Regions from separate parts of the Homo sapiens genome. Here region 1 is linked to region 2. The links are chromatin contacts, found by Hi-C or POLR2A ChIA-PET in ENCODE. All regions are on one chromosome and are shown on one strand. The core of a region is the stretch at or near the end of the contact, and the rest is flanking DNA. Distances in the headings are between cores, read along the strand shown. Region 1 has its middle 220 kb from the start of MIR4444-1. Region 2 has its middle 32 kb from the start of LINC01117.

Region 1 (2,804 bases), core at 48-2,547, 330 kb after region 2:
ATGACAGCACGATTTACCCCAGCATTCCCAGCCTTCCTATCTGTGTGCTGCACTGACAAGCAGAAGAGAAGGTCTGAGTCCCAGCTTTCCCAGAAAATATTCTGCAAATCCCAGTTTCAATCACAATCCGCCCTCCTGGCCCCTGCCTTGACCCCCCGCAGCAAATCACTGTGGCTGGGAAATGAACCGAGCTCTTAGTCTTAGCCTGGGTTGTGCCTTCACCCTGTAACCCAACCCAGCTCCAATCCAGACATGGAGTCACTGCCCAGAAACCACTTGGATACCCATGTGGACTGTGGAGTCCACAGATATTTCAAGAGATTTGATGGCAGCCTTACCAGTCCACAGGACCCAGATCTTCTGAGGGCTTCTGTAGCCTGAATCCTAGGCCCGGCCCCAATCAGGTTAGTTCCTTGAAGTTGTACGCTTCCACCCCATAGCTAAAATGGCCCCTTTTGTAGGAATCCAGAATACATAAAATTGCAAGGGATTGGATTCTGCCCCTAAATTGATTTTATACCCTTGAAAGTTTTCTACTATAGCATGTGTGAGTGTGTGTGTGTGTGTGTGTGTGTGTATAAATTGTGATTAGATAAGGCTCTAAAGAACAGTTTTATAGTCACTCCACCCATTTGGCTTTCCATAGAAATAAAATCCTTCATTATGGCAATGACCTTCAACGAAGGTTAAGTACGCAAACCTCAGTTTTAAAAAAAACTGTTTTTAACTGCTTTTATCTTTGAGCCTTTGAAGTAGAAAGTAAAAAAAATCAAATATTTTATTTTTGACATCTTCAAGGAAGGTATATGTAAATAGGAAACATACATAAAATCCCTGAGCACAAACAGAAAACAAATGATTAAATATAATGACAATTGCAGAAATATAGATTGAAGGTAAAATAGATTAAGGATGCTGCCCTTTGATGCCACTTTCTGTCAATAAGGCATAAGATAAATTTGTGAGCCTCATATTTCTCTGATCCACAGGTTAAATTTGCCATCCTGTAATTCCTTGTCACCATTTCAAATATCAAGCTAAACATCGTGTATTTCTCTGGGGTATTCACAACCTTCAGAGAGTAGTTGATAGTGATCACATTTCTTCTGAAGTCTTTGTTGATCCAAGAATACATATTTTGTTGTGTAAGTCTTCATAAATCAGTCTTTCCGCCCGTTTATCATCCCTGTTACTTTTCTCTGAACACTCTCCAGTATGTCTCCAACTTGCTAATAATGAGGTTCCCAGACCACAATGCATCATTCCCAGCTCAGTCTCTCTCCTTGTGCAGAGATGGACTTTGCCTTTTGGCTTCCTGACTCACTGTTTCCACTGACTAAGTTCATATGCTGCCAGATCATATATGAACCCGTGATTCATTTGCTACCCATTACAATGCCTGGGAGAACCCAAGCACTTCCCTAAATAGGTCAATGCCTGATGTACTAGGTGCCCAGAAAAGTTCTTTAAATAAATGAATAAATAAAAGCATGAACTTCCCTGTTGTGTCTTTAGTATACCAAAACATTTATTACAAAAAGAACAAATGAAAAGGAATATGCAACCTGTGTTGACAGTGGGGACAAGGGAACAGAGGTAACACATGAGAATCATGCATGGATGCTTTGGCCTGTACCATTCAAACGTTTCTACCAATTTGATTTGATTTAGACATATTTCATTTTCATTTAGCACAAGACAAAAGGAAGTTCAGAAAACTAAGGTATTTCACCACAGCAACTGAACAGTTGAATTACAACTGAGAACGTATCTGGAGTCTAAAATTCTAGTGCCCAATGTAGACTGCAGAGTAGAACAATCTGAAAATACCATTAGTAAAGTCCTTGTAGTTCCTGGGAATCAGTTCCTACATCTTCAGCTAAAATACTTGAGGCATGGGTTCTAACTGTGATTTTTTGCCTCAAGGGCTTTCCCTTTCTACTCATAATAACAGGATGCAAGAGGGTGGAAAAGGGAGAGGAGCAGAGCTAATCTGGTTTCTTGCTCTCTTGACCCCAATTACACTAGTGGTAGTGACAGTGACAGTAATAGTAGTAGTAGCTGCTCTTATTATTGAGTACCTGCTGTATGTCATGGACTCTGCTTAACCCTTCACATAATGTTATTTCATTAATAGCCAATTAAAATATGCACATTACCTCAATTTTACTTTAAGGAAACGGAGTCCCAGAAAGATTAAATGTCTAAGGATCACGCAGCAGAGTTAAGGTGCTATTTCAGCTCTGGGAGACTGCACCCCACTCTTCTGCCCTAGCACAGACTCTTTCCTTGGTTTCAATACTATACCAAGCCTGACATGTCATGCCTGACAGCCACTCCCATTTTCTGGTTCCTCTGAACTTCTCCTTAAGGACCCTTAATCAAAACTAACTGAGAAGTAAGGGGGGGGGGTGGGGGGGAACATTAGCTAAGAGGAACCTCTTAGCTAAACTTAGAAAAATTTGGAGTTTTCAAAAGGATCTTCTCTCCAGGAAATTAAGAAAAACAACAAACCATTAAGCATGTCATGTGCTAATAGGACCAGCCTAGTATAAGGCCATGTAAAAAGGCATTGAAATCTGCTAGTGTGATCCCAGCCTGGCCACAGATGCCCATGGCAGCCCAGTTTCCAGGCACTTGCCCTCATCTCCAATCTGTCTTTCTACCTTGGTCAGTTTGTTCCATTGCATGTGTACACTGATGGCCCCTGGCCAGAACTGAGCATATCAGATCAATACAGCAGTACACAGTACTGTGATTAAACACTGCAATGAAATGCTTGGTAAAAAACAAAAAACAAAAAA
Region 2 (2,700 bases), core at 56-2,555:
TGTTCAGTATGCACTGAGGAGATTGATCTAAATTTATCTTGAAAATCATGTTAGTCCTTAACAATCTTCTCTTGGTATTTGATCAACAACTTGAATTAGAAAGTATCAGAGATGTTTGGGACATTAGATATACTCTAATCTAATCCCTGTTTTACAGATCACAAAACTGAGTAAGGGCCAGAGAGCAAAATCAATTGCCTAAGACACATTGCTGGTTAGTCGACAAGAACCCTCTTTTTAGGATGCCATCTGATATTAATACCAATGTGTATGCCCTACATTAGGGTCTAACTTCACAGGTAGACTCTTCTCTCCTTAGGTTTGTTCATTTGAATGAATGAATGGTTCCTTATAAATGTCTGAGGTGCCAGACCAGTGTTCTTTCTTTGTATATTCATAGATTAGCAGCAGCTTATAATGCTGCAGATATATTCTGCTACTAGCCAGTGGCCCTGGAACCTAATTTACAATATCCGGGTATTCTGTATTCCCTTGAACATGTGATTTTTTTTCCCTTTGAATTCTATGTTTTTTGGATTGCTCATGGTGGAAGGTTTGGGACATAAATCATCATCATTTGCTACTGATCCAATTTGGGAAAACTAGGTCAGTGAATTGTACATCTGTATTAGTTGCTGTGGAAGGACCATTTTAAGCATTCTCAGACATGTAGCTAAGCAAGTCTGGGGCTCTCTGACATTACATAATTTCTCTGCTAAACCAAAGATCTCATTGAGTTTGCTGTTCAGCCATGTCTTATGTTGGATTAGGGGTATATTTGTTCAAAGCTCAGTTTCATCATTTGTCCAGCTTCACAGTATTTCCCCAGATAGGGAGGCTGCCTTCCAGGCTTGGCTGGTTTTTCCTATATTGCTGGGAAAGTTTTCAGTGAATGAATACAATGTAGAGTTTTCATTTGTCACCATGTTATCTCATTTCTAATTTTTGTTCAAGTTATTTTAAGGAAAAGCACCACCCAGTTTCTCTGACCAACTTTTAAAAAAAGATGAAAAGATTTTCTCAGCATGAATAATAGCAACAAGCACATGATGGTCTAAGCTTTTGAACTCTCAGACAGCTGGAGTGCCCAGAATCAGAGTGATTTTCTTCAACCACTTTAGTGCACTGTGAATGTGTGATCGGAGTAGAGTGTGTGATCTTAAACAGTCCTGGTGTCGTGTGGGGAGTTTCCATTCCTTCACTAAATAGACTTCCTGGTTTGAAATTAGCGTCTCATCATGACAAACAGGACCATGTACAGGGAGGTCAGCAGGGGCCTTTCCTGTCATTTGAAACGTGCCCTTGGTTTTGCTTCCCCTAACCCCAGTGCCTTGGAATGCTGTTTGAATCTGGGGATCAAGTGATTCTAAAGTCTCTCCAGGAAAGGAGAATTCAATGAAGCATTCAGCAGCAAAAACTTGGTTAAAAGTGCAGCCTGTGTCAGCATAGGAATGAATTAGAAACAGACTGTGAAAACCTCACCTGTGATCAGTATCACACCCAGAAAGTTGGAGACATCAGGAGGACATGTTCTATGTTTTCACTACCTTGTTGCAGGCAGTCATGAGAGTGATAGGAGGTCACTGTGACTTGTAGTTGTAGGTCCCATTTACTTTCAGGAGAGCAGGCTGAGAGGCTAAGTTCTGTGGTCCGTTGATTATCTTACCTTGGCTTTTCATAACCTGGCAGTTTCCAAAAATAGTTTGAGGACTAACAGAATTGCTAACTACCTCCCACCTCACTCCTGTAAAGACAGTGAACACAACCAGTCTCTTTTTTCCTTTGTTTCATACAAGAAGGGAAATTTTTATACTATAATATGAGAAGACTATAATCTAAAAATAAAATCTTTCTTAAGAAAATTTCCTCATTTTGCTCTGGACCTGTGAAAATGTTTGCACAGACCTGCCTTTGGGAAATCACTTCTCTAGGATGAGCAACATTACGAAATTCCCTCTGTATGGCCATAGCATAGCTTTGTTCCTAGCTCCGGCTAACTTTCTTTGTGGCTGATGCTTTTTAAAGAATTCTGGTTGAATGTCACTTAGTACTGGCTGGAACTTTGTTCAGTAGTTTTGGTAGATGCTGCTGGTATTATCATAATTCATTCATTCACTTGCTTATTTAACAAACTGCCAGACCCAGGCTATGTACTGAAGAGATAAAACAAAATAAACTCACTATTCTCAAGGAGCTTGAAACTCCTTTTCAAGAATCTTATTTAAAAATTTTTAAAAGTCTCTCTTTGTGCCATGAGGGCTTGTGTAGAACACAAGCAGAAGTTGTGAAATGAGTATTTATCTATAGATCCTAAATAAAGGTTTATTGGAGATTTCTCTCTCTACCTCTTTTTTTCTCTGTACTATTCAAAGAAACCTTGTTTCTGATAAGGTAAGGTAGAAGTTAACTAGATAAAGTTCTGACAATGAAATTTAAATTACAGGTTCTAGTGTGATTTTGGCACATCAAAACCCAAAGAACATTTAGAATGTGCCCAGCCCATGGAATCTATTCCTTTGATCTACTCAGCTCACCAAGATGATTGTTCAGCCCTCCCCCACTTTCTCTCAAAATATCTCAACCACTAACAACAGCAACAATAAATAAAAAGGAAAGGAGGAAAGAAGAAAAATCTCCTTAGGGGCATAAATTATTTTCATTTGCTTTCTGCAATGACAAAATTAAGAAAACACCAAATAG

What was found. Hi-C counts contacts between places; a loop is a spot of excess contacts on that map. ChIA-PET counts read pairs that join two places held with the same protein, here RNA polymerase II (POLR2A). Pooled maps may share reads with other maps.
Region 1: a loop to region 2 is called in a pooled map, with 4 times the contacts of the local background. The contact joins two enhancer-like sites. A Hi-C loop is called at or near these places in 1 of 168 maps with a recorded cell type or tissue (A673) and 2 of 50 pooled maps. POLR2A ChIA-PET finds 5 or more read pairs at or near these places in 1 of 52 experiments (T-cell).

The regions. Positions count from the first base shown.
Region 1 is chr2:176,995,959-176,998,762 of GRCh38, forward strand. No RefSeq gene overlaps it. Among named protein-coding and RNA genes, the nearest start is that of MIR4444-1, 220 kb to the right of the region's middle. Within about 2 kb of position 1,298, at least 4 of the 41 ENCODE cell types and tissues checked have a DNase peak (open chromatin) inside an H3K27ac peak, as active enhancers do.
Region 2 is chr2:176,668,394-176,671,093 of GRCh38, forward strand. No RefSeq gene overlaps it. Among named protein-coding and RNA genes, the nearest start is that of LINC01117, 32 kb to the left of the region's middle. Within about 2 kb of position 1,306, at least 2 of the 41 ENCODE cell types and tissues checked have a DNase peak (open chromatin) inside an H3K27ac peak, as active enhancers do.